Linked DNA regions of Mus musculus: all the other regions are linked to region 3. The links are chromatin loops, found by intact Hi-C in ENCODE. Cell type or tissue: left cerebral cortex. All regions are shown on one strand.

Region 1 (8,000 bases), 55 kb before region 3:
GCTTTGACGCACTGAAGCAATTCCTAAACAGCTAGAATCTCGATTAATAAAAACCAGGGGAAGGCACTTAAAGATAAAAGCAAACAAACAAACAAACAAACGATGCAAGACCGAGATACTCGCGAGACAGACAAGCAGCGCTGTCGATCTAAGCCTGGAGGAAGGTGCTGCCCTGGCAACCGCCTTGGAGAGCCTCCTGACCTTTCCCTAAGAGCTGCAGCTCTTCAGTAAAGGAAAAAATTTCTGTGTCACTAACAAGCTAGCAACTTTCTAAAATCTGGCTTGAATTCAAGGCCCTGTCATCCCCCTTTCCAAAGAATTTGACAGCACAGTGATAAAAAGTAAAGCCAAGACTTCAAATCCATTCCTGGCTGTCATTTTTTACTTGCAGGCTGTGTAGAAAATACACTGCCCTGTGACCCAATTCTGCCTGAATTTAGAGCATTGGTTCTCAACCTGTGAATCTCGACCCCTTTGAGGTTCGAATGAACGACCCTTTCCCAGGTGCTGCCTAAGACAGTCACAAAACACAGATATTCACAACTCATAACAGTAGCAAAATTACAGTTATAAAATATCAACAAAACTGTATTAAAGAGTCACAGCATTGGGAAGTTGAGAACCACTGCGCTAGACACTGTTGGGTACTTTGGGCTTTTCATATCCCAGTCCCATACCCAGCCCTTCCAATTTCTGGAACACAAGTGTGCAGAAAGCAACTAGCAGCAGAAAACCTGAGATCAGGCTGGGTACATAGTCAGCTAGGGACACTGCAGCTACCACAAATGAACTCCGGGCTACACCAACGGTGACCAGGGCTACATACATTAACCTTGCGAATCTCCCAATTAGTTAGAGCTAAGTAAAATGTAATCAGCCCCCTTTGCTTCAGTGGTCACATGTGCCTACATGGGACAAGGTGGACAGAGCATCCATCAGAAAGGTTGAGGGTACAAAGTGGCTGTAGTGGTCCCCAGAGGTCCCACAGCACACCAACCCACTTCCCACAGGAGGTGTGCCCATCGTGAGCACTTAGGTGATACTTTCATACTGAGGGAATCAGCTGTTGCTAAAAAGCCAGGCCAGACGCCTCCATCAAAGCCAGAAGTTGTTTTAAGTTACAGCCTCCCCGGGGGCATCACAGAACTCCTCTGTGTCTGTGGCTCTGTCACGTTGCTGCTGGCATCTGTGAGAAGGAGCTCACCTGCTGCTCTGTAAGATCTGCCAAGTCCATTTTGTTGAGGACAAGCAGATGCGGTTTCAGACCAAGCAGCTCTTGGAACAGAGGGTTTCGACCTGAAAATGGGATGTGCTGATGATGTTAAGGCATAATCCCTACAGAGTTTACCAGTGGCTAGTCCACCAGGAGATACAAACAAAGAAGCCCATCTCAGAGCAAGTGCAACCATACAACCCATCTTCCTGCCCCCAGACTTGGGAGGCCAACCCTCATGTTGCAGCTTGTGAAGGGTGTGATTTAGGGAAGGGACTGTCACCTAACTTCTCAAGCAGATGGTGAAAAGAATAAAACCAAAGTTCGAAGAGAAGCCATTGTTTGGATCCCAAGGAATTTAAATTGAAAGTGAAATGGCCCGAACATTTAAGAAATGGTGACTCCTGTGAAATCCCACCCAGATAACCTCAAACACCACCCATCCTCACTGGAGATGCTGCTGCCCACAGCTATCCTCAGCTATCCCAGTCTGATGTGGGACTCCACCATGTGACATAGGCAGAATGGGGCTTCTGCCCCTTCAGCCCTCCCAGTAGGATCTGGTACAAGGATCCTAAGGCCTCTGCCTGTCCCATCTGGCACCCAGTTAAGCTGCTACCTCCATCTAGATAGTCCCTCTTTCACAGCTGACCAATCCATTCACAAACCCAAGTCTCCAGGCTCCTGTCCTAAGATGCTACAGAAACCGCTACCCAGCACAGACCTCCTGCCACATCCTAGATTCAGTTAAGTGTTCCAGAGACTGAAGGAGGACAGTTCTCTCATCATACATGCTGAAAATAACAAAGTTTTACTTTTTAAATAATCAAATATTGGGAGGAATGGTGGACACAACTTTACTCCTTGCACACAGATCTATGTGAGTTCCAGGTCATCCTGGTCTACATAGTGAGCTTCAGGCCAGTCAAGACTACAGTGTTAGACCCTATGTCAATAGTGGTGGTTGGCGGTGGTGGTGGTGGTGGTGGTGGTCACATCTGGCAGCAGGTGATATTAGATGAGTAGACATGTATAGCCTAAAACAAATACACCAGATGTATTATTGCTAAAGTTCCTGAAGTTCTCTGAAGGCTGAAATAGTTCCTATTCTCCATGACTATTTCCAGAGACTACCACCAGTGGCAGCAGGTCCCCACGCCCACCACCAGCTGCTGTTCCAGGGGCCTGGTGGTCTGGCATCCCCACGCTCTTCTAAGGCTAAGTAAGCAGGATGAAAAACTCACATGCCAACAGAAACCAAACACAGCTTAAATGCAACAAACAGTCTGAGAAGCACCTGCCAGTAGACATGATTGTAACTTGCCAATTCTTCAATTAAGGACAAGAGGAAAGGACAGGTTAGTAGGATCATTTCATCTCCGGTTTCATAATTTACCCCTAAAAATATCAAAGTAAACAAGAGGCTGAGACAAATAAGATATCAGATGGGCCGGGCGTAGTGGCACACGCCTTTAATCCCAGCACTTGGGAGGCAGAGGCAGGCGGATTTCTGAGTTCAAGGTCAGCCTGGTCTACAGAGTGAGTTCCAGGACAGCCAGGGCTATAAAGAGAAACCCTGTCTGGGGGGGGGGGGGGGGGAGAGATATCAGATGGGAGCCTAAAAATAAAAACACCAGCCTAGACCCCACGAGGGAGATTCTGATCTAAAAGGGCCCTAGCTATTGATGTAAAAGCCTCCCGGGAACTCTAATGTGTAATGAGAATTGGAAAACACTGCTTTATGTCCCAGTAATTACAAAAGAAGCTGTCGCAGCTGTAGACATAATGATGGACCAGAGGCAGAGCAGACTAAACTGTCTGAAGGAGATGGAGAGGAACCAGGAAAGCATCCTGCTGCTGCCTTTACAGTCGAGCAGAGGTGCTCCCCTCTACAGCGTAAAAGGATATCCTGGCGTCATGAACCTCGATAACACAATCCACCGACTTCAGACTGCTCTGCATCTTCTTTAGTCCTAGAAAATAGAGGGGCACTAAGGAAACAGCCAAAGGGGGCAAGTTTAAGTTCTCCTAGGGGAATACATCTGAGAACCATCAGTGCACACAGGGTTAAAGGAGGCAGCATTCTGAGCCACGTTCCACGGTGCCCCGATGGTTCTGGAAGGTACATTTCACACAAGATGGTCTTAATCAGGAAGTTCCTGATACTGTGCGGACTTAATACCCTCACTGCACAGAAACACTGAGGCTCCGCACCGCAACTGCCACCTGTCCACTCACACTCCCGGCGCCTTTTCTGCCACACACTATAATCTCGCATGGCTGCGGCAGCCAAGACCACAGCAAACAGCAGCCTAGGACCGCACTACGTCTACAGCTGCCTGGGGCCAAGTTGTGACCTATAAACTCAGACATCAGCTTGCATGTGACTTAAAGGGACCACTCAGTGCGTCTCAAAAGTATCAAGCACAAAACAGCTCTCCAACCCGATGCCAGGAAGGCGAACCAAGGAACCGCCAGGACCGGCGCCCGTGCCGCCTGCAGCCCATGCTGGCCTCACCCTTGGCCATGTGGCCGGGGAACCAGCGTGCTACATCGTGACCTTGCAGAGGGAAGCACTCGCGCCAAGCGCCCCGGACGGCACCCCATGCCTGCGGCCACAGCCTCATGTCACTGGTGTCGGAAGAGTTCGCAGTCGGACCGCCTCCGCCAGGGCCTGGATCTGCTCACAGGGTTCCGGCGCGCCTGGGTTCCGTGCGCGACTGCGCATGCGCCTGACTCGAGCACTCTGGGATAAGCAGGGGCACGGGGTTGGCCCGGTAGTGCTCCATTCTCAGGATTCCTGAGCTTATGTGAGGTTCTTTTCAGGGATTTGAAGATAGTCTCCTTTTTTTTCTTTTGGAAAGACGATATATATATATAAAATATTATATTTGCTCTTATGTTGTGGTTGCGCACACTTTTTATCCCCAGCACCAGAGGCAGAGGCCAGTAAGTGGCTCTCAGTGTGCTTGAGACCAGCCTGGTGGATTCCAGAGCCAGTGCTACATGGTAAGACAGAGAAAAACAACAACAAAAAGACTCAATTTCATTTATTTATATTTTTTCTCATTTTTAATAGGTATTTTCCTCATTTACATTTCCAATGCTATCCCAAAAGTTCCCCATACCCACCTTCCCACTCCCCTTTTTTTGCCCTGGCGTTCCCCTGTACTGGGGCATATAAAGTTTGCAAGTCTAATGGGCCTCTCTTTCCAGTGATGGCCTACTGGGCCATCTTTTGATACATATGCAGCTAGAGACAAGAGCTCCGGGGTACTAGTTAGTTCATATTGTTGTTCCACCTATAGGGTTGCAGTTCCCTTTAGTTCCTTGGGTGCTTTCTCTAGCTCCTCCATTGGGGGCCCTTTATATTTTTATTTGAAGTGTCTGTGTATGCCATGTGTTAGCGGATACGCCCAGAAGCCAGTGGATCCTCTGGACCTGGAATTACAGGGGCTTTTGAGTTGTTTGACTGGGTGCTGAGAATTGAACTTCAGTCCTGTGCAATAGCAGCAATCATTCTTAACCTCCAAGCCATCTCTCCAGTCCCAATCTGGAGATTTTTCACTATATTCCAAATCTTTCAGGTTTGAGGATATATAGCATGGAGGATAACAAGCTGGCCTGGCCTAGCATGCCCAAGATTCTAGGGTTTCATAGGGAAGCCAGAAGAAATTGGGCTGCTGGCAATGAAGATGTGGCTTCTCCATGGTGGGAAATTGGCCTAGAAATTTAAACTTAAAATCTAGGCACATTTTTCTTCCTTTTGAGACAATATCTCACTTTGTAGCCTACGCTACCAAAACTCAGGCAGGTGTGACAGCACACACCAGTAATCCTAGCATATGAGAGATTTGAGGCAAGAGGGTCAGGAACTCAGGGTCAGCCTGAGCTTCATGAGGCAGTCTAAAAAAAGTCGTCTTTCTCCCTCGTATACTCATATAAATCAATGTAAGGAAATTGAGTTGTCCCCTATCAGTTCCCGGGCCTGCCTTAGAACTTTCAAGTGTTACACACACACACACACACACACACACACACACACACCTGTAATGCCTCCATTTTCAAGTGTGACATTTTAATGTAACTGTTATAAATACCGACTACATTCCCATTAATACAATGAGAGTGAAGTGGGCTTCATAGTTGTAAGACTAAATGCAAATCCAGCTGCTCCTGGTAGAACAGGCCTGTGATACCAGCTAAGGATGATAGAGGCCAGGGGAAGCCAGGCATTAGAAACTACCCTAAGAGAGACACTATCTCAAATAAAAGGGGTTGACATGTAACTCAATGTTATAATGGTTGCCTTGAATGCAGGAAGCCTTGGGTTTGATACCCAGTACTACTATCACCCCCAGGCCTCCAGACAGGCACATACTATAAGCCCAGCCCTTGTGAGACTGAGGCAGAATAGAAATTTCAAAGCCAGCCTGGGTCAGAGTGAGATGTTGTCTCAAAAGGAAAATGGGGGAGTCCAGTGAGGGGATGTGCCCAGATTGTAAGTTTAAAGTCCTAGGTCTGTCAAGGCAGTCTCCATCATGGAAGAGCCCCAACCCATCCCTAGCAGCTCAGATCCTCCTGGCAAGCCTGTCCCCCGTCCCGCAAAGTCACTCCTCTGAAAACTGAAATGTGTCCCTGAGTGTCAACAACAAAGACTTTTGCCCTTGAAAGATCTGTGCTTTCTCAGTCCTCAAGCTGTAGACTACAGTAAAAACCTGTTAGAGTACTGGCTTTCTTCCATGGTGTTGCAAGGGCAGCCTGGTGACATTAAAGCAGGAAGTGTCCTTATGATATAACATGCTTCATGACAAACTGCTGGGATGGGGGCTAGGGCAAGCCTTAAAGACCTGAAGGATGAGTAGCCAAGCAGAGAGCTGGACTGGACTGGACAGAAGCAAGCCTAGAGCTGTTTCAAAAGTGTAAACATAACAAATACAAGCAGGAGGGCTTGCCCTCAGCCATGCCAAACCTGGGGCTAGTGACAGTACCATGCTGTGCAAGGATGGGACAAGCTGGGACAAGCGTCTCTGCAAACTCTTCGAGCTCCCTCTGGAGCTCCACCCTTTTGAGACAATATCTCACTAGATAGGCTCGCTACACCAACCTCTCCAGCCTCAACCATCTCCAGAGGAGATGTGCAAGCCCTGTGGCAGCTACAACATGAGGAAGTTAATAGTCTAAATGTCCTGTCTCCGCTGTAACCAGGAGCAACAGACCTGTCCTCTGCAGCTGCTGTGACGACAATGAGACCAGACTACAAAAATATCCAAGAGCCTGACCTACCTAGCACACTCCTCACATCTACCACACACACCTGGCTCCCCAGCACCCTTACTCCATATTCTCTCATTCACCACGCCCTCCCTGTGTTTGGCCAACCTAACCCCCAATAGTCTTTAAGCCTTTTTATTCTTCACCTTCTCCCAAATCCCCAAGCCAGGTCAGGATAGGCTGTGTCATCTCCTTGCCTCACGGTCTTCTCAGTTCTACAGGACCATTTAGCCTACCAGTCTAGGGCACCTGACACCAATCCCTTAATGATCAAAGGAAGATTCATTAGCCATAGTCCTGGACAACAGCTGTGGGGAACCCTGGGAACGCCTCCAATAACAGGACAAAGGGCAACCATGGGCCCTAAGGCCCAAAGGACCCAGAGAGGAAAGCCATGGACTAGGGATAGAAGGAGCAGAGACAGGACATGGAATGGGTGGAACAGGTTGAGAACTGGATGCACTATGAGAAGTACTCTAGGGCTGCAGAGATGGCTCAGTGGTTAAAAGCACTGACTGCTCTTCTGAAGGTCCTGAGTTCGAATCCCAACAACCACATGGTGGCTCACAACCATCCATAATAAGATCTGACACCCTCTTCTGGAGTGTCTGAAGACAGCTACAGTGTACTTACATATAATAAATAAATCTTTTTTAAAAAATGAGAAGTACTCTACACAAGGGCAATGTTAACTGCTTTATGCGTACAACACTTAACGGGGCATCCATGATCAGACCAAGCCAGACTCCAACAGATAAGAAAAACAAAACCACTTCCCCAAAATTAAAGCTACCAGTAAGATCCCCAAACCTCAAACCAAACAGAGCTTGGTCAGCCCAAGTGGTGGAGCAGAGCAGCAGGCACTCACAGCCTGGGCCGCGACTGCTCCACCTGTGAGTCCCACAGACTAACGAGGCGATCAGCTTCTCTCCAGCCAGACAGGAGGGCCCCATGTGTGGTAGAATAAAATGTCCGATGTGTGGCTTCCCCAGCAAAGAGTACCTGGAGCTGCAGGAAAAGGCCCAGTTAGAACAGGGATGCAAGTGGGACAGCTGTGGAGATACACACAGACAACAGAGCCCCTGCCCATCCATGGGCATCTACAAATGGGCAGAAGCCATCGCTGCCCGTGCCAGGCAGCTGTGAATGCTAAGAAACACCCGGGTGGTAGGTCCCCGAACCATGATCAGATGAGTTGCTAAACTATCATGGGAGACAGCAGCTAAACCTAATACATCACAGATTGGTTTGAAGTCCCTGCCTACAGCTAAAAGTGGTGTGACAAAAAGCAAGCTAACTGATTATGGGATGGTTTCCTGCATATGGCAATCACTAGATGGTCCATCCTTTCGTCACAGCTCCAAATTTTGTCTCTGTAACTCCTTCCATGGGTGTTTTGTTCCCATTTCTAAGAAAGGGTAAAGTGTCCACACTTTGGTCTTCGTTCTTCTTGAATTTCATGCGTTTGGCAAGGGGGGGGGGGTTGGGTATGGGGGACCTTTGGGATAGCATT
Region 2 (8,000 bases), 800 kb before region 3:
ACCTGTTGCTATTGCAGAGTTCTTATCACCCACATGATGGAGGACTCATAACCATCTGAAACACCTATTCCAGGGGATCGATTGAATGCCCTCTTCTGATCTCCAAGAGCATCAAGTATGCTTGTGGTGCACATACCCATGAAGGCAAACCATTCCTACATACAATAAAAACCATCACAAAAAGAAACAAAGATGGGGAGAGGGGCATATCAACTGAAGATTAGAAAGCAAAGAATATGAAAATATATCACTATGATATAGAACATGCAGTGTGTGATTTATCATTCCCACATAATTCTTAAGACAGAATACAAACAACTGCAAATCCTTTTTTTTTTTCCGAGACAGGGTTTCTCTGTGTAGCCCTGGCTATCCTGGAACTCACTCTGTAGACCAGGCTGGCCTTGAACTCAGAAATCCACCTGCCTCTGCCTCCCGAGTATTGGATTAAATGCGTGTACCACCACTGCCCGCTTACAACTGCAAATTCTTAAGAGTAGTAAAATGTCAAACTGATAAGTAAAAAACATTTAAGCTTCACAATGTATTCAGGAGAAATAACTAAAGCTACAATTATAAACTAATTATTCTTTACAAATTCAGATGATGACAAGAAAGTTCCAGAAAGAAGGCTTCTGGTGAGAAAATTCCTGGGTATTCCTTAAGGACTCTGACAAAGCATGGGAAAGAGTGTGTTTTTATTTTTTTTCTGCTGACAAAATTTAAAAAATGCTCCATTAGAGAGATAGCATAGTACCACGTCCCCTCAACCCTCTCACCTTCAAATGAAGAGGACTTCTCTTTTCTACACTACTCTGGCCAGAAATCTCTGGGCAAGTGGAACCCTTGTGCGTGGATGGGCTGGGAGAGCTGGGAAGTGAGGAGAGCCCTTTAAACCGTCCCTCTCCCTAGCAGTCTTGCTGTGTAACCCAGGTTAGTCTTTAACTAACCATCTTCCAGATTCAAGTTTCTAAGTGCTGGGATTGCAGGTGTGCCATTGGCCCCTTTTGGTGCTGTCTCGTGAGGTGCATGCATAGGGCCTGTGGATGGAAGCACATACTTCCAGTGAGCCATTTTCCCAGCTCTAGTCTAAACTTGTAAAAACCAGAAAGTCTGTTTCAGTGTTGGGATTTATTAGCTGTAAGCTATGGTGACTTATCTACGTCTGCTATTACATATGAGAAAGAGAGAGACTTTCTCAGTGCTGTCATGAGGGCCCAGTGCTTACAGCAGTCCGTGGCACAAAGTGATTGCTAAAAGATGCAGCTTAGTGTGACCACCATAATGCCGCCCCTTCCCCCCACTCTTGTCTTTAAATGTCCATGAGCAGAGTTGGGCCTGACACTGCATATATTTAATGACAGCACTTGGAGGAGGCTAACCACTGGTGGACTGTGAATCCAATCCCGGTCTGGTCTACAGAGCAAGTTCCAGGCCAGTCAGAGCTATACAGCCACAGCTAATCTCAAACAAACCAACCAACCAACCAACCAAGCAAGCAAAAATTGTCTGGAGACGTGGCTCAGTGATAGTTTAAGAGCATTTTGAAGACTCAAACTGGGTTCCTAGCACCTACACCAGTTGGCTTACAACTGCCTGCAACTCCAGTTCCAGGAGATCTCTTCTGGCATCCTTGGGCGCACACACGTTAAAAGTAAATAAAAATGAATAATAATAGTTTGTAATTATATTCAACATCGTCTGAGCTGTCTGGTAAGTCATTACCTTAATGAGACCATCTCCTTGGGCAAAGCATGGGTCCTGCACAAAATCAAGCACCTCAAGTGTCAGCTGATGCCACAACCTACAAAACAAAAAGCCCTCAGTCCCACATCCTAATGTGAAGAAAAGGATGCCTTCAGCCTTGACGGTCCCATCAAACACCAAGTATTTCCCAGGTCCCACTGCACAGCCAGGAGTTAAAGCAAGCGCCAGCCAATTCAAGCCTATTTCTGGACTGACTTTGCTTGCACCCCCTAGTCACTTATCCTTTCAAGACTCAGTTTTCTTAGGTAACACTGGAGAACACTTTTTGAGACAGCGTCAACTCCCACTCTGAGTGTCAACTGGAATTCCAATGCCACAACCTACAAAACAAAAAGCCCTCAGCCCCACATCCTAATGTGAAGAAACGGATGCCTTCAGCCTTGAAGGCATTGGTTGTGACTTTAGAATTCTACAGCTATATTTTGAACTCCATTCTCTCTTACTTATTAGCTGAATACCTCACAGAATAGAAAACTGATATTCAATCTTATCTGTCAATAGGAAGGATGAAATAAGCCAATACTTTAAAAAAGCCAATATATGAACCTTTAGGACACCGAAATAGCATACTTCATACCAAGACTAAAGGATAATATTTAATAATAGAGATAAAAGTGTTTTGAAAAACACAAAATGTTACACCATATATAGGCAGGTACATACTAAACACTGAAAAATTTCTCTTGAAATCACTAAGAGTTTTAACTGCTGGACATTGTCATGTGGAAAGGTTCTGAGGAAGAGGTGTTTTTTCATAGGCAAATTCTTATATCAAAGTCAGCAATTCGTAATTGTTCTTATCAAAGCTGGTAAGGCTGGAACGCAGGGAGTCTAGATACAGAACCCTGTTAACAGCTCTGCTCCTAAGGCTATCTCGACCCCTTTCCTCCACATCCCTGACCCTCCGGACTGATCAGAGCCCCTGGCCCTCCCACAGTCCTCTCCCTCCCGCCCCAGCCTCGGAGCTCACTTCTTCGTGTACAGCTCTTCCAAACGGTGCCAAACGGCAGCCTGGCCCGGCCCGGAGCTCTGACTCTGCTGTAAGAAGGCCGGCACATCCTTCATGATTGCAGAGAGCTGGGAACAACACAAGCACTAAGCAGTCAGAACCGGCAGGGATGGCGCACGGAAGTGCTCGCTCACTTCCGGCACCGCGGGCGCGCGGGGCATGCTGGGAGCGTCCCACTAGCCTCACGGGTTGCGGTCGTCAAGGTAACCGCGTTCTTGACTTCCGCTAAACTTCTCCCGGGTTTCTGGCCCTGCCCTTGAGGCATTAAAGAGTAGAGGTGCCTGGGGACAGCTAGCCACTGACTGGTCACGTAGCCTCAAGCCTGCAGACTTGGGTCCTCTGAAACCGGATGGCGTTTGGCGAGGACTAGGTGTGATGCAAATCGCTCAGAGAGCATTAGTTATCACCCGCCTACTCAAGGAGGTCGAGAGCGGCGTAAAACGATGAAATCTCCCGGTTTGGCTTCCCAACCAATAAGTCAGAGTCCCACAGAGGGAGAAGCTGCCAGCACCAGGCATAAACACAGCCTTCCACACTTCGGGTTATCGTGCGGGGGCTGGGCTGGGCTCGGCCGAGGGAAGGCGCCGGAGGGCGGCACTTGGCCAGAGGGGGGGCGGGAGTAAGAGTGCCGAGAGGGCGGGGCTTGGCTCACGGGGGCGGGGATTCGGATGGCGCTTGACCCTCTAGGCGCCGTCGTCCTGCAGAGCATCATGGCGCTAAGCGGTCGACTGGCATTGGCCGCGCTCAGACTGTGGGGTCCGGGAGGTGAGCCACGGCAGGGGAGACACGGGATCTCGCAGATAGGCTATCAGCGGCGTTTTAGGGGCGGGTAGCTGGAAGCAATTGTGGGAGTAAGGACCCGGCAGGCGCGCCCTTCTACAAGGTTTTGCTGACCGGCCATCACTACCTTCTCCTTAAAGGTGTTTTTCTATGTAACTATTGCAGCACAGTCTTTGAAATATTTTATAGAAGTTCGTTGTATGGATGTCTTATAATTTATATCACCATTTCCTTATTGAATACTTTCTAATCTTGAATTATTACAAATAACGTGATAAATAAACGTGTTTGCACCCCATTTGGACCACAAATTCTCAGTAGACAGCCTTGGGTAAGGTTACGTGGTTTGTATTATTTTGAGACTGGTCTCTTGTTCAAACTGGCCTTCAGCTGGCTGTGTGAAGGAGGATGACCTTGAACTCCGGATCCACCTTGCTTCCACCTCCCTCCAAGCGTCGGAGACTACAGTCACATGCCACCACATCCAGCTGTTACTTGTGTTTTAATTGTCCCCCATAAAGGTTGTGAAACTAAAAATTTTTACCAACAGTCATACTGTCTGCAAAATAGTAACATGTCTCATAGAGTCCTGAGAGTGATCAATAATAGGGATATTTTCAGTTTGAAATAAGTGAGTATATTAAGTTAGAGAGAAATCATCACACTGCATATTCAAAAAAAAAAAAAAAAGTCAGCAGACGTCTATTGGCTATCTTTAAGGTAGCTCGGTGGAACTCCCAGTAAAGAGTCCTTGCCAGAACAGAGTGACCCTTTCAGTGAGGTTTTTAGTAAAGCAACAGATGGAAGTAATATCAAATTGGACACTTGCTACATCTAACAGAAACTGGCAGAGAAAGTTGAGATAGTCATTTGGAGCTCCCAGGTGGGCTGTCCCTCTGTCTGAGCTGCGGGATTTCCTTCCTACTGGAGGGCACATTCTTTTTCTTGCAGATACTTTCCTATACTGGGATAAACTATAGTGACTTCCACTGGAAACCGTTTCCCTTCTGTTCTCAAGGGCACAAGTGTTTTCACTCTTGGGCTGTTTTGCTGTTCTCTCTCTGTCCTTTTACATAGTTAGGGGAGCCAGCCCTCCAGACTTTGGACTTTGAGACAAACATGGGTCTGGCATGAGGGAAGGGGTTGTCGGCCTTGTTTCCAAAGCCATCTTCTCAGTGAGCTCAAATGACGCAAGACAATTTATCAATATAATGTACAAATTTGGACTTTTTTTTTTTGTCTGTGCTGAGTAACAAACTCAGGCTTTGCAATTGTCTGATAGGCTAACATGGCACCACTGAACTACACACCCAGCCTGGAGTCCTTACAGTTTTAGGGCCCACAGTCGTTAGCAAAGAAATGTAATGGAAGAATATTTGGGTAGACAATGGTATAGTCACTTGATGTGGGTGACAACATTTTATTCTTTTCAATAAAGAGTTGTTCATTTAGGCTACGGTTACAGAGCATTTTCTCTACCATACTCGTGAGTGCTGAGGATAAAGCAGGGATCAGAAAAGACACTCTAACTTGTGGAAGCATTTCTAATATGAGATCATCTGTAAGACAGTGTGGCTGTCATAAACCCTAACACAGGAGCCCTGGGATGTTTGTGAGGAGGATGCCTTTACAGAACATTCCTTCTTCTCTTGATTTTAGATTTGGGACTCTTTTGTGACTTCATCCTCTGTAACTTTACAATGTCTTGGGCAGAACTGAATACTAACCTCTGAGTTTCTTCATCTCAGGGGCTTTCCATACCATGTAGATGTACTTTAAGTTATATCTTAAGTTTGTTGTTAGATATTTGGTAAAATTTTGTCCACATGTATGTCTGTCAGTTGCAAACTGTTTGTTTGTTTGTTTGTTTTGGTACAAGTGACTAAAAATGTCTTTTATGTTCCCTGAGTGGTGCCTAGCGGTTGGCAGACACTCAGCAATGGTCACAACTTTTCTTTTGTCCCTTTTGTATTCTCATATGGTTTGTGTTTAAGAGGAGTTCAGAAAATATTAGGGCAAAACCTCTGAGTGCACTGCCCTGGGTGCCCTGTGCGCCAGGGTATTTGATGAGTGAGAGGTGTGTTGGAGCCAGAGCTTGCTTGCTGCTGCTTCTCATTCTTGTTTTTATCAGGAGACCTCTAGGAGGGTTGCAGTGACTTAGCGCGTTGGTCCCTAGGACCCGGCATGGGCTTTGCGGTCAGGCTAAGTTCTAAGTGCCACTTCCGGAAGTAGCCCCCTTGCTTCTCACTGAGCATTTCCTCCTACTGTACTTTGGGTTTATGGTGTGTGCTTGCAGGAAAGTAAGGGTACCCAGAAAACGGGGTGATTTTGTCTCTTGTGTGTTTTCCCAGCTGGGAATAAGGTTCCTTCCAAGGGAACAAAATCTCTTGTCTTAGGCTTCTCAGTGAAGCTGTTGTGCTTTTGGGGGAGTTCTCTTTGATTCCTCTGTCCTGATGGACTAGAGAGAGCAAGTGCCTCTTATCTCCACCATCTTTATGATTAGGCCCCCACAGGAGTTCTAAACTAAAAGGGCCAGGTTGCAATGAGGAAGAGACAGAGACAAAAAGGCAGGCGTGCCGAGAGAAAATCGAGACTGCTGGAAAACAGATTCTGGTGAACGCTCTACTACAGATGTTCTAACAGTTGCTCTGCAACAGCAAGAGGCCACCTAGTACGTGCTCAGATAAGCCAGTGGACCATCAGCTAAACGAAAGCAGGTCCAGACTGGGTCCCAGGGAGCACTCTCATACTCTATCCAAGGAGGTGACACAGACAGTTGGACACAAAGGCCTGTTCTGGCCCTTGGCACTGCTCCTGATGACACCTCGGATGGGACAGGATCATCCATGGGCATCTCACACTGGGTGCCTAGACCATGGGCACAAGGCACAGCTCTTGCTTGCTTCAAAGTGAATAATGCATAGCTTACTGTGAACCCAGTATGAATGATCGTGCCCTGGAAACACAGACTCGGGTTACACGAAATAATCTCACTTATGGAAGGGGTTATACAAACTTCTAGTCTCAGAACAAAAGATAGTCAGAAATTCACTCACTTACTGAATATCAGTGGGAACGTTAGGCAGCAGTAAAATCATCCTATTGGCTTCCGATATGCTCTAACGGGAGTCTTTGCTCCTGGGCTAGTGGAAGCTTGTGGTCTTTGAAGTCAAGACATTCCAAAGGTCTTATTTCATAGTCAAAAGGATGTTAGGTATCCTATCCAGGGGACTAAAGATAGCTCAAGATAAGTTTAGCTCTGGATCTGCAACATTCCAACTCTAAAGTTCCATCTGGCCAGTCAGCTGTGGTTTTCTCAGAGCCCTTCAGCTCACACCATTGATGATGAGAAGCATCAGGGAACCTGTCTGCAAACCTGTCTGTAAATCAGAATTTTCTTGCCCCCAAGTAAATCTCGATTCCTGATGCAAGATGGTTCTGTGCTTTAGTTGGTAGTCATGCGTGGTGGGAAAGTGGTTGTTTGGCTGGCACTGGAGAGGCCATGTCCACCTTTGACGGGGGGAAGAGTCCAGCTGCCCTCACTCTTGCTAGCCTAAGACTGACTGTTGCCTGCTGCCTCTCTCCTGCGCTCTTGCTGTCAGTGTTACAGGTGGGAGAAGGCCCATATCCCTCTGTGTGGGAGCCTCAGGCGGCTTTGGAGGTGGAGGAAGCAGTGAGAAGAAGTTTTCTCTGCAGGATGTAGCTGAGCTGCTTCGGACCAGAGCCTGCAGTAGGGTGGTGGTCATGGTGGGGGCCGGCATCAGCACACCCAGTGGCATCCCGGACTTCAGGTATGCTGCGGTTCCCTTGGGTGTCATTTCCCCACTGTCTTCTGCAGGGCTCAGCCTTTTCCTTCTCTCTGCAGATCCCCAGGGAGCGGCCTCTACAGCAACCTTCAGCAGTATGACATCCCGTACCCTGAAGCCATCTTTGAACTTGGCTTTTTCTTTCACAACCCCAAGCCCTTTTTCATGTTGGCCAAGGAGCTGTACCCTGGGCACTACAGGCCCAATGTCACTCACTACTTCCTGAGGCTCCTCCACGACAAGGAGCTGCTTCTGCGGCTCTATACACAGAACATCGACGGGCTTGAGAGAGGTGAGCCTTTGGCCCCTTGCATGTCTGTGCTTGTTTCTCAGGACTGCCTACGGCCTAGTGTTTATGTCGGCCCTGGACTGTTGCTAGGCAGCTGGTTATGCCTTTACCACTTCTGCATTTGAGGCCACATGGAAACCTCTCTGTAGGCCTGTCTCCTGCACACCTTCTGAGTCCTGAGTTTTAGATGGAACTAAAATTCATACAATTTTAAATCTAGTGTGGATCTCCCCTCTCTCTGCCTCTCTCTCTCTTCTTCTCTTTCCATCTCTTTCTCCTTCCCTTTTTCTTCCCTTCCCTCTTCCTCCCACTTTCTCTCCATCTCTGGCTCCCACCTAAGGAACCCTTA
Region 3 (8,000 bases):
TGGCGCACGCCTTTAATCCCAGCACTCAGGAGGCAGAGGCAGGCGGATTTCTGAGTTCGAGGCCAGCCTGGTCTACAAAGTGAGTTCCAAGACAGGGCTATACAGAGAAACCCTGTCTCCATTAAAAATAAAAATAAGAAAAAAGAAAGAGGGGCTGGAGAGATGGCTCATTGGTTAAGAGCACTGACTGCTCTTCCGAAGGTCCTGAGTTCAAATCCCAGCAACTACATGGTGGCTCACAACCATCTGTAATGAGATCTGACACCCTCTTCTGGTGCATCTGAAGACAGCTACAGTGTACTTACATATAATAAATAAAAAAAGAAAAAAAAAGGAGACAAACAACCTGTTTGAAAAATATTTAGAACAATCTGTATTTATCTTTCACTAAAGAAGACATGCAAAGGACCATTGGCCCCAAGAGAAGATGCCAGGCTTCAGTAACTACAGTAATGTGTATGTGAACTGCAAAATGCACCAGGCACTGCTGGGATATTGCTACTGGCCGAATTGTCTCCTCTAAAGTCCCACATTGACGTTCTAATAATTTAGAATGTATTTGTAGACAGGATCTTTTTTAAAAAGATTTATTTATTTATTTTACTATATGAGTGCACTGTAGCTGTACAGATGGTTGTCAGCCTTCATGTGGTTGTTGAGAATTGAATTTCTAGGACCTCTGCTTGCTCCGATCTGCTCTGCTTGCTCAGTCCCTGCTTGCTCTGGTTCAAAGATTTATTTATTATTATAAATAAGTACACTGGGGCTGGAGAGATGGCTCAGCAGTTAAGAGCTCTGACTGCTTTTCAAGAGGTCATGAGTTCAATCCCCAGCAACCACATGGTAGTTCACAGCCATCTATGATGGGATCTGATACCCTCTTCTAGTGTGTCTGAAGACAGTGACTCTGGTGTGTTTGAAGATAGTGATGGTGTACTTAGATACATAAAATGAATGAATGAATAAATAAATAAATACACTGTAGCTGTCTTCAGACACACCAGAAGAGGGCGTCAGATCTCATTATGGGTGGTTGTGAGCCAACATGTAGCTGCTGGGATTTGAACTCAGAACCTTTGGAAGAGCAGTCAGTGCTCTTAGTCGCTGAGCCATCTCGCCAGCCCAACAGGATCTTTTTTAAAGGCTGTAAAGGGTTAAGAATTATGATGAATGATCTTGGTTCTCCACTTGACTATGTCTGGGATTGATTAAAACCCAAGCTACTGAATGCAAGAAGAAAAACCCTAACTACTGATGGCAGTCCAGATAAAAGGACATGGAAGAAAGAAGCTGCTGTTTGCCGGTTTGTCCTCTCTCCCTGGCAAGCTCATCCATCCTGTGGCTTTGGCACCAGAACCAACTTCTGAATTCTGACATAGTCGGGGTATCAGCAGCTCTCCTCCAGGTCTCCAGGACCAGCTTGGGACTGCTGAGACACCCATCCTCATGGCTTGAAAAATTACTGGATTCTCAGCCTCCAATGTGAGACACTCATCGTTGGACTGACTACTCAGATTGCATCCTCTAAACCAACCTAATAAATCCCATCTATACATATACATTAATTCAATTAGTTCTGTTCCATTAGAGAACCCTGGCTAATTGGTAGAATGCTTGCCAAACATGCAGAGAGCCTTGAGTCCCATCCTGAGGACCACATAAGTGGGTAGCGTGGTGCACACCTGTAATCCCAGCACTCAAGGGGTGGAGTCAAGAGGACCAAGGATTCTTTGCCATTCTAGGCTACACAGAGTATTCAAGGCCAATGCTGTCACAAGAGCAGAGAAAAAGAGAAGGGAAAGAGAAACAGAAGAAGAGAGAAGGAGGAGGAGAAGGAAGAGGAGAAAAAGAAGTAGGAGAAGAAGAGGAGGAGGAAGAAGTAAAGATGGGATCTTCAAGTAGGCTCTAATCCAGTATGATCGATGTCCTTTAAGAGTAGATTAGGACACTGACAGATACTCTCTACAGAAGTGGAGGAGCAGGCTTTCAGCAGGACCTTCACCAGCACCTTGATCTCAGAGCTTTGGCCTCCAGAATAGTAAGACTAATTTTAGTCTGTGGCAGTTTGTTATTACAGACTGGCAGGATGATGCCAATGTCGATAATGAGACAATAGCAAATATTGATGAATATGGAGAACCAATAATGGGAACAAAAATAGTACAGCCACTTTGGGTAAAACAGTTTAGCATTTTCTTTAAAAGTTAAATGTTGGGCCTGGAGAAGTGGCAACATTATTAAGGACACTTGATGCTCTTGGATTGGTCCAGAGTTCAGTTCCCAGCACCCATGTTGACAGCTCACCACAGTTGCACTTTCCAGCATCTACCCAAGAGCAATAGAAGCATGTGTCTAACGAAGACTTGGTCAGGAATGTTGTTACATGTCATGCAACAGACACAAAGGAGAACAATTCAGATACCTGTCTGCGGACAAGCCGTGATTCACGACAGCAAGAGGGTTCCAGTCAGGGCTGGAGAGATGGCTCAGCGGTTAAGAGCACTTGACTGTTCTTCTGAAGGTCCTGAGTTCAAATACATGGTGACTCACAACCATCCGTAATAAGATCTGATGCCCTCTTCTGGTGTGTCTGAAGACAGCTACAGTTTACTTTTGTATAATAATAAATAAATCTTTAGGCTGGATTGAGTGGGCTCCACCAGAGTGAGCAGAGGTCCTGAATTCAAATTCCCAGCAACCACATGATGGCTCACAACCATCAGTACAGCTACAGTGTACTCATATACATAAAATAAATAAATAAATCTTTTTTAAGGCGGATTCCAGTCAACAGCAAGACAGAACTGTGAACAGAGAGTACTGCTGCCTCGAGCGGAAGACCAGGAGAAGCACGGCCACTAGAGATGCCCTGTGTGAAGCGAGGCATACTATCAACTAAACATCTGTCCAGTGCCTTCTGCATATTACCATTATTCAGGCACCAGTGACCAAGCAAGACAAGGCCAGTCCTAGGAAAGCTTCCAGCCCAGAAATTCAGACATGGAAAGGCGTCTAGAGGAGCGCCCTCTAGGTCAGAGGCCAACCACAGCTGTCCTGACCCCAGCTTCTATTGTGAGATCTCAGGGGAAGGAACAGGCTCTCCCTTAACCCCTGGAATCCCAGCTGGAGGAGCAGCCAGGGCTCCTCTGGTCTCCTGGTTGCCCCCCTGCAGTGAAGTGACATGAGATGTGAGAACTGGTGTGATGTATGCCTTTGCATGCTGTGTGTGTCAGGGGTGTAAATTGTGTATGAAGTGTGTCTTAGCAATATGTAGCCGGGCAGTGGTGGCGCACGTCTTTAATCCCAGCACTTGGGAGGCAGAGGCGGTGGATTTCTGAGTTTGAGGCCTGGTCTACAGAATGAGTTCCAGGACAGCCAGGGCTACACAGAGAAACCCTGTCTTGAAAAACAAAAAACAAACAAATAAACAAAAATCAACAACAAAAAAAAAGAAAGAAAGAAAGAAAGAAAGAAAGGAAGGAAGGAAGGAAGGAAGGAAGGAAGAAAGAAAGAAAGGAAGGAAGGAAGAAAGAAAGAAAGAAAGCAAGCAATATGTGCGTATGGGAGGGTGAAGTGTGTATCAAGTATGTGAAATGTATTTCGTGGGTGTGTGAAGTGCTTGTGTCAGGTGTGTGAGTGTGATAAGAGACAGTGCAGAGATCTGCCGTGGGAGGGGGTGTGAGGCCACCTGAGCCACAGTGGTCCCTCCTCCAGCCTGCATCTCCATGGCAACCACAGCCTCGCTCTCAGGCTTCAGCCCCTAGCCCGCCCCGCCTGGTGGTGAAGCGCCTGGAACTGCATCCTCCGCATCTACACTGCATCCCTGTCCTCCCGCGACTGCGTCCTGCAGCAACTGCCTGTGAGCCATTTCCACGTTTCTCCTTTTGGAATGGGGACGAGGGGGCCAGCATGTGTGCGTGGGTGTGCAAGGGTGCAGGGATGTGAGAGGTGCGAGGAAGGGGGCGGGTGCAAGAGTGTGTGACTGTGCGTCTGTGGGATGTACGTGCAAAGATATGGGTGTAGGGGTTGAGAGTCTATGTGGGAGTGATTTGACTGATCCGATGTCTGCCAGAGCGGTGGAGCACAGCCATCTCCTTCCTGTGGTCTCCACTAGAAGTCAGGTTGGCCCCGCTGGCTCCGGTGGAGGGTGGTCATTAGACCTCTCGGGACAGTTGGGGGCAGCAGCTCTGCTGGCTTGAGGTGGATGGAAAGGTCCCTAGACCTCAAGGTATGTCGAGAAACCCCTACAGGCCAGTGGCAGCCTGGACATTAGGAAGAATTATGGCTGCTCAGCCTGCACAAACCCCATATGAAGCTGCAAATCCTTATCCTGGGCATAGTAGGGTAGCAGGGGCGGCGGGACAGCTGGACCTCATCTCGCCCAGTTCATGGTGACTGCAGACCCCCTCCTTGTGGGCTGGCTCCACCTCTGCAGGTCTGGGAGAGCCAGTGGGAGCTGTGCATCTCCAAGGTGGCCCAGGGGCAAAACCGTCAGCTCCTGTTCGGGTCTGACTGCTGGGTGCTGGGTGTTAAAAAAGGAAACAGCTCGATGGAGAGAAAGGGATTAGCAGAAGGGGTGTTGCCCAGAACATTGAGCGTTAGGGCCTGATGGGGGTCGCTGAGTGAAGGTTAAAGGATGGTAGGAGGTATGATAGCCATTTGTCTCAAACCACCTGCCGCGGGGCTTGGCTCTAGATGCTGGGCCACAGGTGGCTGGTGAGTGTCGGGAGCCACAAGCAGCTGTGCCCCTCCTCTCTGTCCCTCTTTGCTTGGGCCCCACAGAACAACAGCCGTTCAAACTGGAGGCAAACATCTATGACCTAAAAGGCTTGGGTGCAAGCAGACCAGGGTGGGCACTGCGGCAGCGTCGTAAGAGGAGAGCACGAGCCCCCACCAATGTGCACTTCTGTGTGACGCAGCATGAAAGGGTCCGTGTGAACGTGAGTCTGTGACCTCTAACCCAGCTTTTATGGGTTTTCAAATAAAAATTCGCATCCTCCAATATTTGTCCGTCAGCGTCTTGTTGGTGCATAGACCGTGATCAGAGATACCCGCCCCACCACCCCCGGAGAGCGCTGAAAATGAAAAACAAACTCTCGGGAGACCAAATGACAGAGTGGGATAGAGGGGAGGACCCGTGGATGATGTTAGGAAGTCTTCCCAATTCTAAACCTTTATGACCCCTATCATCTTCCCAGCGGGAACCCCAAAATCCTAGATGGAATCTTCTGGTGTGCTGAGAGAAGGTGAGAGTTGTCCACTCTTGGGATGCGATGTTCTGCCTGACGACGGAGGGCTAGAAATTTGACAGGGAGCGAAAGGCCTGCCTTTGTTGCCATGGGAACCCGAGATGACGTAAACTAGCCCTGGCCGCTGCATCACCCAGGCAACCATAGGCGGAGCTCTTGGGGAGGCAGAGGTCTTTTGTCGTAGAGGCTTGAATGCTTGGGACGACATCGTCTATCCGTTCCGATTTCTTTCCTGGTTCTTTTACCTCCTTGTATTACCTGGCCGGCCGTTTATATTCCTTATAATTTCTGATCCATCTCTATCACAATGCCCAGCGGATGGGCCCTAAGCCGTCCGGTTCCCCTTGGGCTCAGGGCCAACCTTGAGCCAGCTGCCTCACTAGGACCGGATCCACCCCATAAGGAAATTCTTTATTGACACTCCATTAAGGCTGGGCCAGGCACTAGGTCACCTATGCCACGCGTCAAAGGGACCGGGTTCTAAAGGGCCTGCCAGAGATAGGGAGGGTGTGCATGAAGATACTGCTTCCTTCCCTCCTCTTATAGCCACCGCTCCCTCATCCCCTACCCAGCCTTCCTTCTCTACTTTCTTGTCCTGAGAAGTTCTGCACCCAGCTGCCCCTGACGCTGTGTTCCTCAGGCTCTGTCACGTGTAGGTCTGGAGGGCTCCTGGCTTTCTGAGGGAGTCTGTCCAAAATAACCACAACTTTTACCATCCTGGAGGCAAGAAGTCCAAAACCAGATTTCCCCAGAGCTGTGTTTCTGTTGAAACGGTGAGGAGAGGGTCTTCCTTTGCTCCTTCCAGACTCAGCTGTCCTGAGCAGTCTTGGATAACACTGCATCACCCCAGCCTGCCACCATCTGCAGAAAACCTTCCTCTTATGTCCAAATCCTCTTGTAAGGGTGCCCACTGTGGAATAACTCCCCATCTCCCCCCATTCTAGTGTGATCTCATCTTAATTCCACTACAACTGTAAGGGCTGCTTAAACATCTCTTTCACTGACACTTACGAGTTAAAAATTGTGGTCCTTTTTGTGGGGACATCATTCAACCCACAACAACCCTGTTGTCACTTGTGGGCTGCAATTATCTCCCAGTTTTGGCTTCTGTTTCTCCTCTTTGAAGGTCCTCTTTGAAGGTCTTGTCTTTATAGGCAAGGATTCTTAATTTTAACATGAAAAGTCATTTTATTGAGATTTTCCTCTGTGAGTACTGCTGGGGAAATCTTTCTCTTCCTGAGACTGTAAATATGCTTCTGCACTGTCTCTAGAGTGCTCTGTTGTGTCGGTTTTCCCTGTTCATGCACCTAGAACAAATTGCTGTATTCACTTGTGCATTGTGTGTGTGCTCATTATCTGCATTTGAATATGCATGTAGTGACCAGATTAGCTTCACCGTTCCAAGCAGACTTTAATTATTAAGATGCAGGCAGCTTCTCTGCTATTAACTGAGATCTGAATGCATAGAATATGTCAAATGGGTTTCCCTCTGCAAAGCATCAACACCACCAGTGTACACTGCTGTGTTCAGGGCAGATACCCAGCAAGATGGACTTCCTTTGTCCAAACATCTTGTGTCTTTCTGCCTTCAACACAAAAAATTTGATGTTTTAAGTTCATAAACAAATTTGTTGGAATTTTGATTGAGAGTTGTTGATTCTATAAATACTGTCAGAGATGTTAGAGCATAAAGACCTCCAAAATCTGCACGATAGTCTTCTTTACCTGACGGAGGATTCAGATGTGCCTTGCTCCCCTCGCCAATATTTCATGGCCTTCCATATGGAGCAACTGCCCATCATCTCTGTCCTGGGGCTTGAAATTATTTAAATGAAATCTTAGCTGGCTCACATCTGGGGAGGCTGAGGCAAGAGAATATTGAGTTCAAGGCCAGCCTTGGACTGTATAGGGCTATAGAGTGAAACCCAACATTATTTTAAAACAAAACAAAACAAAACAAAACACACCCCCAAAAACCAAATGAACAAAAAAAAACAGGGGCTGGAGAGTAGTCTCAGAGGTAGAGAGCAGAGGGGACCTAAGTTGTATTCCAAGCACCCGCATCAGGCAGCTCCCAATTCCTTATAGCCTCGGCTCAGGGATGTGATGCCCTGGCTTCTGAAGGCAACTGCACATACAGACGCAAATAAAACTCCATTTCCCGGGGCAGCAGCGCCCTCTTCTGACCTGTGCAAGTAAGCACAGACATGCATTTATGGAAAACAGTAAATAAATTACACACATAGTTAAAAGTATCAAAATAAACATTTGCCACTGACATATAGAAATACATCTGCTTTCTATAAACTCAAATTTAACTGGACTTTTTCATTTTAAAATTTTTTGTATGTATTAGTGTTTTACATATGTGTATGTGTGTACACCTCATGTATTTCCGGTGCCCCTGAAGAAGAGGCCATTGGACTCCCTGGAACTGGAGTTTCAGATCTGTGAGCGGCTGTGTGGGTGCTAGATATTGATGTGGAAGAAAAAAAATCAGTTCTTATAACCACTGAATTATTTCTCCCATCCCTTAAATATTGTATTGCTCTTATGTATTGTGTGTGAGTAAAATTATGTCACGTTGCACATGTGGAGGTCAGAGCACACCTTGCAGAAGGCGGTTTTCTCGGTCCACCATGGGAGTCCTGGGGACTGAACTCAGATTGCCCGGCTTGGCAGCCAGTCACCCACTGAGCCATCTCGCTGACCCTGGAGTCTTTCAATGTTTACACACACACACACACACAC

Evidence for each region. Peaks named below come from ENCODE experiments on the same cell type or tissue, not always from the same donor. Only the 100,000 strongest peaks of a DNase experiment are listed, where the experiment ranks them.
Region 1: it touches region 3 in a loop (2.9-fold over the local background); 29 of 42 quality-filtered maps call a loop at or near these places.
Region 2: it touches region 3 in a loop (2.2-fold over the local background); 2 of 42 quality-filtered maps call a loop at or near these places.

What each region holds. Positions count from the first base shown.
Region 1 is chr7:140,133,505-140,141,504 of GRCm38, reverse strand. Paox (polyamine oxidase (exo-N4-amino)) reads right to left here. Exons shown (of 7, transcript NM_153783.4): 7 at 7,171-7,495. The coding sequence ends at 7,352. It overlaps Mtg1 (mitochondrial ribosome-associated GTPase 1), which reads right to left and starts at 3,941. Exons shown (of 11, transcript NM_199301.2): 1 at 3,732-3,941; 2 at 3,122-3,186; 3 at 1,205-1,309. The coding sequence starts at 3,840. In left cerebral cortex, no CTCF peak of the experiment used is centred here; DNase peaks (open chromatin) are centred at 3,661 and 3,887; H3K4me3 peaks cover 1,610 bases; H3K27ac peaks cover 1,375 bases.
Region 2 is chr7:140,877,304-140,885,303 of GRCm38, reverse strand. It overlaps Sirt3 (sirtuin 3), which reads left to right and starts at 3,435. Exons shown (of 7, transcript NM_001127351.1): 1 at 3,435-3,541; 2 at 7,159-7,347; 3 at 7,422-7,654. The coding sequence starts at 7,301. It overlaps Psmd13 (proteasome (prosome, macropain) 26S subunit, non-ATPase, 13), which reads right to left and starts at 2,910. Exons shown (of 13, transcript NM_011875.4): 1 at 2,738-2,910; 2 at 1,726-1,804. The coding sequence starts at 2,832. In left cerebral cortex, no CTCF peak of the experiment used is centred here; DNase peaks (open chromatin) are centred at 2,954 and 3,402; H3K4me3 peaks cover 2,614 bases; H3K27ac peaks cover 1,599 bases.
Region 3 is chr7:140,078,321-140,086,320 of GRCm38, reverse strand. It overlaps Caly (calcyon neuron-specific vesicular protein), which reads left to right and starts at 3,773. Exons shown (of 5, transcript NM_001190385.1): 1 at 3,773-3,859. In left cerebral cortex, CTCF peaks have their summits at 3,784 and 7,439 (motif pointing left); DNase peaks (open chromatin) are centred at 5,346, 5,943, 6,304, 7,403 and 4 more places; H3K4me3 peaks cover 2,916 bases; H3K27ac peaks cover 4,144 bases.